Regions from separate parts of the Homo sapiens genome. Here region 1 is linked to region 2. Evidence: read pairs that join two places in POLR2A ChIA-PET (ENCODE). Cell type or tissue: PC-9. All regions are shown on one strand. Links, peaks and the distances in the headings refer to the core of each region. The heading gives the core; the rest is flanking DNA. Region 1 holds the start of LINC01512 (long intergenic non-protein coding RNA 1512). Region 2 overlaps SCIRT (stem cell inhibitory RNA transcript).

What was found. ChIA-PET counts read pairs that join two places held together with the same protein. Peaks named below come from ENCODE experiments on the same cell type or tissue, not always from the same donor. Only the 100,000 strongest peaks of a DNase experiment are listed, where the experiment ranks them.
Region 1: POLR2A ChIA-PET joins it to region 2 with 23 read pairs; 1 of 35 experiments calls an interaction of 5 or more read pairs at or near these places.

The regions. Positions count from the first base shown.
Region 1 is chr6:43,889,648-43,895,017 of GRCh38, reverse strand. It overlaps LINC01512 (long intergenic non-protein coding RNA 1512), which reads right to left and starts at 3,990. Exons shown (of 2, transcript NR_024478.1): 1 at 3,553-3,990. The region is part of intron 2 of LOC105375070 (a long non-coding RNA gene); the gene reads right to left. RefSeq lists an enhancer at 4,570-5,370. In PC-9, for the core only: no CTCF peak of the experiment used is centred there; a DNase peak (open chromatin) is centred at 2,657; H3K27ac peaks cover 523 bases.
Region 2 is chr6:44,032,515-44,037,884 of GRCh38, reverse strand. All of the region lies in intron 1 of SCIRT (stem cell inhibitory RNA transcript), which reads left to right. Among named protein-coding and RNA genes, the nearest start is that of LINC03040, 35 kb to the right of the region's middle. In PC-9, for the core only: a CTCF peak has its summit at 3,692; DNase peaks (open chromatin) are centred at 1,484, 1,984, 2,684 and 3,184; H3K4me3 peaks cover 2,838 bases; H3K27ac peaks cover 5,000 bases.

The sequences.
Region 1 (5,370 bases), core at 171-5,170, 140 kb after region 2:
GAGGCTGAGGCAGGAGAATGGCGTGAACCCAGGAGGCGGAGCTTGCAGTGAGCTGAGATCTCGCCACTGCACTCCAGCCTGGGTGACAGAGCAAGACTCTGTCTCAAAAAAAAAAAAAAAAAAGAAGTAGGTGGCCAAAGTAGGCTCCTCCTCACCCACACCCCTCCTTCTAGCCCCACTCTTCCCTGGCCTGACCCCTCTCCCTCCTCTCACTCACAGGAGGGAAGAAGGTCCAAGCGGTAGCTTCAGCACATCAGCAGGGGGCGGGATGGGGAGCACTGGACTGGAGATGTGCATTCGACTCTTAGCCCTATCATTTGTCAGCTGTGGGGTTTGGGGCAGGTCACTTTCCACCCTGAACTGCAATTTCTACATCCGTGAAATGAAGGAGCTGGACAAGACCAGCTCCAGTGACTTTTTGAATCAATGAGCTATATCCTCCAACCCAGGCTGGAGGCCAGACTTGCCAGCTTTTCTCACCTTTACCATATCAGTCCCACCATCCTCCCGGGAACCTGCCAGAAGCTGTGAATTCTGCTACCCAAGTACATAGTCCACCTCAAGGATTATCTGTGGCTGACACTGCCTCTCAGTCAAGCTTCCCTCAGCTCCAGGCATGCATCTGAGCACCCTCCATCGGTTGGGGTACAACCTTAAGGCATGCATACTAATTTTAACACTAGCTGAAGCCAATCTAATTAGGGAGGTAACTATGCGGGCAAAAATAAATCCTATAAGTGTAGTTTAAGGCAAAATACATAAGACTTGAAGCCCATTGCCTGCTAGAAGCCTGGTGCTCCCTGCCACTCCTGCAGAGCATAAACAGTTATCCTGACAAGAAAGAACCTGAATGCACCCACTACTCCAGAGACTATTCCAATTTTATGTGCCTTCCCTGTGGCCCAATTCTGTTCCCCTCCTGGACATAGTGTATACACCTGCCCATAGCATATATGGATGTCATGTATGGCCTTGGACCAGTGATTTCAGTTCACAGGCCTCATCTCCTGATTCAGCTGGAAGCCCTGTCTCCTCCCCAGCTCACAACCCATATAGGAGGGCAAAAAGTTAATCTCAGGTGAGAAATCACAATTCCTGGAACTGAGAGAGAAGCTGAGCCTATGGGACTGGATTGGCAAACAAGCCACTTCCCCCTGGGCCCAGCATTCTGGTTCTTCTGGGACACGTATGTGAATGTGTGTGTCTGGAGCCCACATGTGCCACAGAAGAGTCCCATGACTCCTCTGTGTTCTCGGTGTGGGGACCCAAACCCTCGGAGGTCTGTGATGATAGTAAGGACAGCCCTTGAACTCTTTCCCATATTTCAAACATTTACCCGGAAAACCTACCTGTTCCCTCATTTAGTTGCAGCCTCTAACTCAAATGTCAAACCTCTGGCCTTAGCTGGTATTTTCTCAGTGCAATACACTGGAAACACTGATTATCTCAGGAACAGTCATCCCTCATTAATAAAATGGGGAAATAGATCAGTGCTTAATAAACGTGGGGTATTTGGTAGACAAAACACAGAACTCAGGCAAGGACACTAATCCTGGAAGTCCTGGGGCTGAGTGGGGTGGAAGCCCCAGACCAAGGACTCTGGAGGATTCTGACTCAGAACTCAGTCTTGGAAGCTGAGGTGCCTGAACAGAGGTCCGCACCTTGCCGTCAGTCTGGAGACCACATGAGACACTCTTTGTTGTCTAAAACAAAGGCGACGCTGGGCCTGGGTGGCCTATGGGGAGCTCCCATGGAACCAGCTGCTGTCCTTGCCTTTTGCTGCTCTCCATTCCTGGAAGCCAAAGGCAGAGCCATGCACTCAGCCCGGTATGAAAATCAGGGAGAGAAATAGATAGCAGTGTCCTGATCCAGCCCCTCTCTCTGCCTCACGTCACCTGCGAGCAGGACCAATCGCCTGTCCCCTGGTCAGGGCCATGAGGGTACATCTGGAATTCCTATAGCATGAGTTCTAACCCAGAAAATTGACTGGAAGCCCCCACGCCCACCCCAGCATAGCCCTGGATCTTCTGAACGTTCTCTGAGAGCCAGCTGTCCCCCAGATATGCGTCTACCACGTGGAGGCTGGGAGGGTAGTCCAGTCACTACGGTTTGGAAGAAAAAGTCTAGAATCTTAGGCTTTAATCTGGACCTGGTCTCTAATAACCTGTGTTTCTGTTACGCTCTGCCTCAATTTCCCCATCTGTAAAATGAAAATGACAGACTGACTCCTGGGCTTCTTACCAGTCTCACTTGCTAACTGATCTTGGACAAGTTACTTGACCTCTTTGAAACTCAAGTTTCTTTGACTATAAAATGGGGATGTGAATCTATGCCCTGCCTTCCTCACTGGGCAGGGTGAGGAGCAAATGCTAGGGTGTCTGCTAAAGTGGTTTGAAATCAGCGGCTCCTCATGACTACAGGAGAGTATTATTATGATCAAGGACATCTGGTTCACCCCACCTGGGCCAGGCCCTGGGGCCAAAAGAGAAAACAAAGATGTGATCTTTCCCTTAGCCACCTTCTGGTCTGCTGGGGCCATGGAAATGACCAGCACCCCATTCCGACAAGGCGGGAGAGCTGAACCCATAGGAGCCGAAAAGATTCAGTAATGGGAGAGAAACCTGACTACTGTAGGAGGCTTCCTGGAGGGATGAATCAACACAGGGAAATGAGGCTTTTTTTCTTTTCTTCTTTTTTTTTTTTTTTTTGAGACAAGAGTTTCACAATTGTCACCCAGGCTGGAGTGCAATGGCACGATCTCGGCTTACTGCAACCTCCACCTCCCATGTTCAAGTGATTCTCCTGCCTCAGCCTCCCGAGTAGCTGGAATTACAGGCGCCTGCCACCACGCCCGGCTAATTTTTTTGTATTTTTAGTAGAGACAGGGTTTCACTATGTTGGCCAGGCTGGTCTCGAACTCCTGACCTCGTGGTCTGCCCGCCTCAGCCTCCCAGTGTTGGGATTACAGGCGTGAGCCACCGCGCCTAGCCCAGAAGGCTTTTTAAAGCAAGCCCCATGGGGTCACTTAGAGAGGGCACCAGCTGCTCCTGACCCACACCAAACCCCCTGTCTCTTTACAGGGCTTTTTCATTAGAACACGTCCTCTCATTTGATATTGAAGATAGCCCAGTTAGTCATTTAGTCGGCAGAGGAGTCCCCCAGCCAAGAAGGCGCAGCAGTGGGTTCCGGACAGGGGCTTTTCCCTGAAATGCAGGTTCAAGAGGCCAGGCGCGGCCCCTCTCAGCACCCCCTCCGCCATGCCTGCCACCCTCCCCTTTTCTCTCCTCGCCCCTCCCCTGCTCCTCTACCTGGAGGAAACACAAATGCAGATGGCTCTTTTGATGTCTCTGGGGATCAAAGGTTTGGCTTTGGAAGAAAGATGTGCTGCTTGAAAGCCACCCAGAGCCTGGTCTGCACAAAAGCCCTTTCCCGTGAGCCCCTCCCGCCCGGCCCTGGGCGCCCGCACCTGACTGGCCTCCTGCCGCCCCCCCCACCCCAGCCTCCCCCCACCATGCGCACACAGCACACAGCAGGGCCGGCGCTCACGCTCACCTGAAGCACGTTCCTCCTCTCTTTTGTTGGATGATTTGTCTGTGAAACATGTTGTCCCCGCTGGGCCAGGCACTGCTATGTCTCAGAACAATGAGAGAGAGAGAAAGACGAAGAAAGAGAGAAAATGACAGAGGCAGCGCGTGAGATGGAGAAACGCTGGAAGAAAGAGAAACAGGTGGACAGAGGGAGAGAGGATGAGCAGACAGGGGACACTCACAGGCGCACAGAGGAGACGCAGGAGGAAAACCCAGCCTTAAGAGGAGCAGAGAAGCAGAAAAGGGAACAGGCAAAGACAAGACGGTGAAGAGGAGATGGATGAGGCATCAAAGGGATGGAGATGTTAAAAGATAGGCCAGAAATGAAGAGGGAAGAATGAGATGGGAAAAGAGGGAAACAGCTGTAGAGACTAGAAAGGAAGGCTTCCTGAGCTAGGTGCACGCAGGGAAGCTGAGCCTCTAGTCGGGGGCGGGCAGGGGGTGGTTCCTGCCATGGCTCTGGGTACCCCTACCCTGCCACTGACAGAGTCCCGGGGGTGGGACCCAGACTCCCCACAGCCCACTCCCTCACTGCTAGCTCCCCCCACCACGAGGTTCTCTCCTCCCGCTCTGAGACCCCACGCCTCCCAACCCAGATGAGACTGCCAGGTGGCCTCCAGACAACGTGGCTGGACAGGGAGGGCCTGGAGTTAGCAGACCTGGAGGAGGGAAGGATCCATGGCAGCTTGGTCAGGAATCCCTGTGTCTCTCTCCACAGAGGAGTGAAGTCTGTGCCCTTCCCCTCCATTAGCCCTGAAAACCCTCCGGGCTGGAAACCAGGGGAATGGGGGCAGGGCAGGAAGGCCCGTTCCTTCCATGCAAGCTCTCTAAGGCACCTTCCTGCTACTGTGTCCTGAGACATCACAACCAATTTCTTCCACCGACCCCCACCTACCTCTTGCCTGGCCCTTCACTGTCTCTAGGGTGGAAAGACCTAGACTTCCTGAAGCCGGGGCCCCTGTGTCCTCTGTCTCCACCCTCTCACCGACTGGCTAGGTGGCCTTCAGCCCATCATTTCTTCCCTCTGAGCCTCGATTTCCTTATCTGTGAAATGGGAAATAAGCACAGTGCCTGCCCCAGAGGCTGGTGTGAGGGTTCAATAAGATTAAGGTGGCCATGTGCCTAACACAGCGCCTGATATGGGCAAAGGAGCAGCTGAGGAGGTCCCCGTCCCAGCCATGGCCATGGCCATATCCACAGCAGTGGTAGTGTCAATGGCTGGCGTGGGATGAGAATTCTGGCCTTGCCCAACTCACGGGGACAGTATGAGGCTTATAAAAGCTAAAGGATGGTAATCCCAGCACTTTGGGAGCCTGAGGCGGGTGGATCGCCTGAGGTCAGGAGTTCGAGACCAGCCTGGCCAACATGGTGAAAACCCGTCTCTACTAAAAATACAAAAAATTACCCGGGCATGGTGGTGCACGCCTGTAATCCTAGCTACTCAGGAGGCTGAGGCAGGAGAATCGCTTGAACCCAGGGGGCAGAGGTTGCAGCGAGCCTCCTGAGATCACTCCACTGCACTCCAGCCTGGACGACAGAGTGAGACTCTGTCTCAAAACAAAACAAAACAAAACAACAACAAAGCTAAAGGATGGGAAAGGCATCCCCGCCAGCAATGCTGAGGCTCAATGCGGACTCCTGCAGCCAGGCCCAGCTGGAGCCCTAGCCATCAGGGCGGCTTCTCCACCAGACACACCAGGCTCAGCCCCAGCCCATGGTACTCCTAGGAGCCCACAAAGTATTCTGAGTTGTTTTAAAATCAGAGGGAAGAAATGATCTTCTA
Region 2 (5,370 bases), core at 229-5,228:
ACAGAGCCTTGGAGGATTCTGATAGGCAGGGAAGGGGGCATTTGTGGAAGGCAGGCCTGCAGGCTGCTCCCCAGTGTGGAAAGGCCAGAGGAGTTTTCCATCTTGGACTGTGAGCTGCTAGGCAGGGCCCGTATCCTCCAACACAGTGCTTTTCAAGCTACCTGAAAGAACGACTAGTTTTTTTTTTTTTTAAATCCCAATCTGTCGGCCGGGCGCAGTGGCTCATGCCTGTAATCCCAGCAATTTGGGAGGCTGAGTCAGGCAGATCACTTGAGGCCAGGAGTTCGAGACCAGCCTGGCCAATGTGGTGAAACCCCATCTTTACTAAAAAATACAAAAATTATCTGGGTGTTGTGGCACACACCTGTAATCCCAGCTATTCGGGACGCTGAGACATGAGACTTGCTTGAACACAGGAGGTGGAGGTTGCAGTGAGCCGAGATTGCGCCACTGCACCCCAGCCTGGGCGACAGAGCGAGACTCTGTCTCACAGAAAATTCCATATTGTATAATGCAAAGAAATGATTAGAAAGATAAAATAAGACAAAGTACAGTTTTTTTTTTTTTTTTTAGACAGAGTTTTGCTTTGTTGTCCAGGCTGGAGTGCAGTGGCACGATCTCCGCTCCCTGCAACCTCCGCCTCCCGAGCTCAAGCAATTCTTGTGCCTCAGCCTCCTGAGTGGCTGAGATTACAGGCACCTGTGACCATGCCTGGCTGATTTTTTTGTATTTTAGTAGAGACGAAGTTTTACCATGTTGGCCAGGCTGGTCTTGAACTCCTGAGCTCAGGCAGTCTGCCCGCCTCAGCCTCCCAAAGTGCTAGGATTTCAGGCTTGAGCCACTGCGCCCGGCCCAAACTCCGATTTTGTATTGTGGGATTCAAGAGAAAAAATTGCTATAAAGAGTCTAAATGCCTGTGCTTGGTCTCCGCACGGACTTTGTCCCTGGCTGGTCACAACCCTAACAGTAGGTTGTGACCAGCATTTGAAAAACATGAAGTAGAATAGAATAGAAAACAGAGTGCTTTACATGTTGTAGGGGGAAGTGTAGTTTTGCGCAATGTTCATTTCAAGTTTCTGCACACCCATGTGTGTTGGCATTGGGTTGGGGGTGAAATGCATTACCGTGGGTTGTAGTTGGGTGCCCTCCCATGGTGCCGTAGGGGCTGGATCTCCTCTCTGGCTCTCCTGTCCCCATCCTAGCTCCGTTGCCCTCCATCTAGAGTCTGTTTCTTCATCTCCTCCTCTCCCATCTCTGTCCCTCTCCTGGTTCCACAGCAATGGTCCTGCTCAGTAAACCTTGGCCCTTCCACTTTCCTGATTGTTTTTTCTAGACAGTCTTCCTCCTCCCTTACCTTTAACAGAAGCTGTCTTCCTCCTGGATCCTATGTAATCAGGCCCCAACCACTATGCTTAGCCCAGGGCAGCCCTGAGACACAGAAGAGGGAGTCCCTGCCCTTGAGAAGGGAGTGGCAGTGCTGGGGAGTCAGAGCTGTACTGGGGAGTCAGGGAATGGAATGTATAATGCAAAGAAATATGTGACAGGAACTGAACCAGGAGCCTGGCCAAAGGCTCCTCCTTCCAAGCTGGTGAGGAGAAGACCTGGTGCTCGATGGAGGTCCACAGTTGGTGGACCACGCAACCCTATCCAGGGCTCCCACTTGGCTGGTGCCTCCTCTTTTGAGGTTCTGCTGATGCCCAGCTCCCACTCTATGGACATACTAACATTTGTTTCATCGATTCTCTATAAATAAACCTCTGGGTTGCTTCCACTCTTTTTGGAATCATGAATAAACAATGCTGTAATGAACATCTCTGTATCTCTCCCTCACCACACCTGAGCTACTGATTCCCAGAGGTACCCTCACTCCAGCTCTTGTTTCTTACATCTTTATACACACACAATCCAAATTCCTCCTGCTTCTCTCAGCATCCAGCTGGCCTGGTCTCATGTCATGAGGCTAAACATGAGCCAGAGGTTTGGAAATGTGGTCTCCTTCCTCAGGCCGTGCACCCTCCTTGCTCACAACTACTCATTTGGTTTCTTCATCCATACTTGCCAAATATCTAGCTGTATCCTCAGGGCTCTTTGACTGCAAGTAACAGAAACCCTGATTCAAAATGGTTTAGACAATACAGGAAGTTTTCATTTCCTGAGAAAAGTCCCTAGGGACCGTGGGTCTAGGGAGGGTAATTGAGTGGATCTATCACATAATCAAGGATCCAGGTTCTGTCTGTTTTTCTGCCCTGCTATCCTCAGCGTGTTGATTTGCTTCTCAGGTGCTATAGCGCCCTTCATGGTTGTAAGGTGGCTGCTCAAAGTCCAGACATCGCATCCAGACATAATATGCCTGGAGGTTGAAGAGGGGCCATATCTTTCTCAAGGTCTGTTTTTCAAATAAGGAGAACTTTTCCCTGGAGTGCCCCTAGAAAACTTACTCTTGAGTTCTCATCAGCCAACATTAGGCCACATACCCATTCCTTTAGAGAGAATGAGGCTTCGCTAACTGGTTGGTGAGGCACAGGGCCTTACTGTGGAGGAGGCGGAGAGGGTTGGGTTTTAAAGGAGGAAAGGGGTGTGGGGACAGAGGCTGAGTAGACAACCAACCATGAGTACCAAAGTGTCCCCAGTGGAGAGGACTCTGCTTCTGTGTTGCTCAACCAGCTGGCCCTGTGATCCTACTCTGGAGATTTACCTTGACTCTGATTCAGTTAGAAAATATTTGTTGAGAAGATGGAACTCCTGAGGAAGTTTGTTGTAATGCGAGAGAGTGAGAGCCAGGTTAGGGTACAGGACTGGGAGAGAAGGCAGAAGCTGCCGAAGATGCAGACAGGAGGTCTGAGCACTCCAGCCCTTCTCTCTGAGGGAAGGAGTTAGGAGGGACTCAGTGAGTCCCTGTTTGGGCTGGGTTGGACACAGGGGACTGACTGACTGAGGTAGCCTTTGAGGTAAGAGGTCTGGGTGGGAGGGCACCTATCCCAAGCCAAGGTCCCCTAACTTTTCTCCTGACCCTCAGGTGGGTCTTGTCCTTGCCCCCTGAGCCACAGAAGGACAGGAAGAAGAGAAGGAGGGCTGTGAGTCAAGAGCCTACCTGGGGGGAAAGAAAAACACAGGAAGTGACTCAAGGCCTGTAGGGTGGCCAGGTGGCCAGCAATGCCCCAGGATGGACCCTGAGGGAGTTGGCTGAGGGCAAGGGTCCCCTCCCCAGAGGCTGCCGGTGCATGCCATCCTGGCTATTTCTGCCAACCGTGTTTCCCACAAATCCTTCCCCTCCTCACCACAGCAGGCTGCCCACTCACCCACAAACCCCGTGGCCAGCTGTTGCAATTCCTGGCTCTGGTCCACCCCCTGCATCCGGGAGGCTCAGCACCTCTGACCCCAGAGGGTGGGTCAACCCCTTCCCCTGCCTCTCTCCCTGGCCTTCACACCCTGAAGGAAGAGATTCCAGAGCCACCAGAGGGTGGGGGTCTTCTGAGTCAATCAGTGGCCCCTGTGTGCATGCACGGCAAGGTGGAGGATCTGGGCCCAGGCAGAGTGACAGGATGTGAAGGTAGAGGGAGCCCCAGGAACCGCTGGATCCTTTCTGTGTGCACTGTCAGAGGGGCCTTTGTCCTGCCCACTGGAGGCCAGGACCCCAGTGAGTATTAAAGTGATATTTTGCCTGCCTTTACCACTGTTTTTATGTATTAAGCTTCCTTAGGGACCTCCAAAGAGAAGTGGATGGGCCCAGGCATGATTAAAACATATTATTTTAAAAATATGTTACACATAAGGTTAACAATTTGTTTTTTCACTTATGTTAGACTTCCTTCCATGATGGTATATACATAAAGCTTCCTTATTCTTTTTTATTTTTATTTATTTATTAAATAGAGACAGGGTCTTCTTATATTGCCCAGGCTGACCTGAAACTCCTGGTCTCAAGTGGTTGATCCTTCTGCCTTGGCCTCCCAAAGTGCTGGGATTTAAGGCATGAGCCACCATGCCCAGCCCCTTATTCTTTTCAATAGCAGCAGAGTAGTTTGCTCTGTGGATGTGCTATTATTTACCTAACCACCTCCCTATAAATGAAGCTGTGATTTGTTTCCCTTTTTAAAAATTATAAACAATGCTGCCATGAACAGCTTTGTACATATATCTTTGGGCAGTTGCATAATATCCTAGAAGTTAAACTGCTGGGTCAAAGAATATGAACATTTATTTATTTATTTATTTATTTTTATTTTTTCTGGGATGGAGTCTTGCTCTGTCATCCAGGCTGGAGTGCAGTGGCGTGATCTCGGCTCACTGCAACCTCTGCCTCCCGGGTTCAAGCGATTCTCCTACCTCAACATCCCGAGTAGCTGGGATTACAAATGCCCACCACCACGTCCAGCTAATTTTTGTATTTTTCGTAGAGATGGGTTTCACCATGTTAGCCAGGTTGGTCTGAAACTCCTGACTTCATGATCCGCCCGCCTTGGCCTCTCAAAGTGCTAGTATTACAGACATGAGCCACCGCACCTGGCCAGAACATTTAAAATTTAAGAGATAACGCCAGGCCGGGCACAGTGGCTCACGATTATAATCCCAGCACTTTGGGAGGCTGAGGCGGGCGGATCATCTGAGGTCAGGAGTTCAAGACCAGCCTGGCTAACATGGTGAAACCCCATCGCTACTAAAACTACAAAAAAATTAGCCGGGCGTGGTGGGAGGCACCTGTAATCCCAGCTACTCTGGAGGCTGAGGCAGGAGAATTGCTTGAACCCAGGAGGCAGAGGTTGCAGTGAGCCGAGATCGTGCCACTGCACTCCAGCCTGGACGACAAGTGTGAGACTCTATCTCAAAAAATAAACTAAACTAAAATAAAATATAATACATAACGCCTAATTGCGGCAGAGTGTACTAATTTTCATTTCATTAGCATTGCATGAGATTGCCTGTGTTGCCACGTCTTCCACAACGCTGTATAGTATCACCTTCTTCATCTTCGTCAATCTGATAAATGAAAAATTAGATCTTGTTTTAATTTGCATTTAAAATGATTAGTGAGATTGAACATTGTTTATATTTTCATTAGCCAGTTGTGTTTTTTGTGAATGACCTGTTTGTATTCTTTGCCTATATTTTGCCATTGGATTGTTTAATCTTTTTCTTACTGTTTTAAAAAATGTCTTATTTTAAATTAGGAAAATTAGCACTTTGTCATACATCTTGCAGGTACTTTTCTCTTATTTTGTCCTTTGATTTTGTTTATGGAGCTTTTTCCTTGAATGTCTGCGTAGGTACATTTGTTAATCTTCTTTGTTATGACTTCTGTTTTGTTCTATGACTAGGAAAATCGCTATCCCAGGTTCACGAAAACATTTACACATATTTTCTTCTGGCACT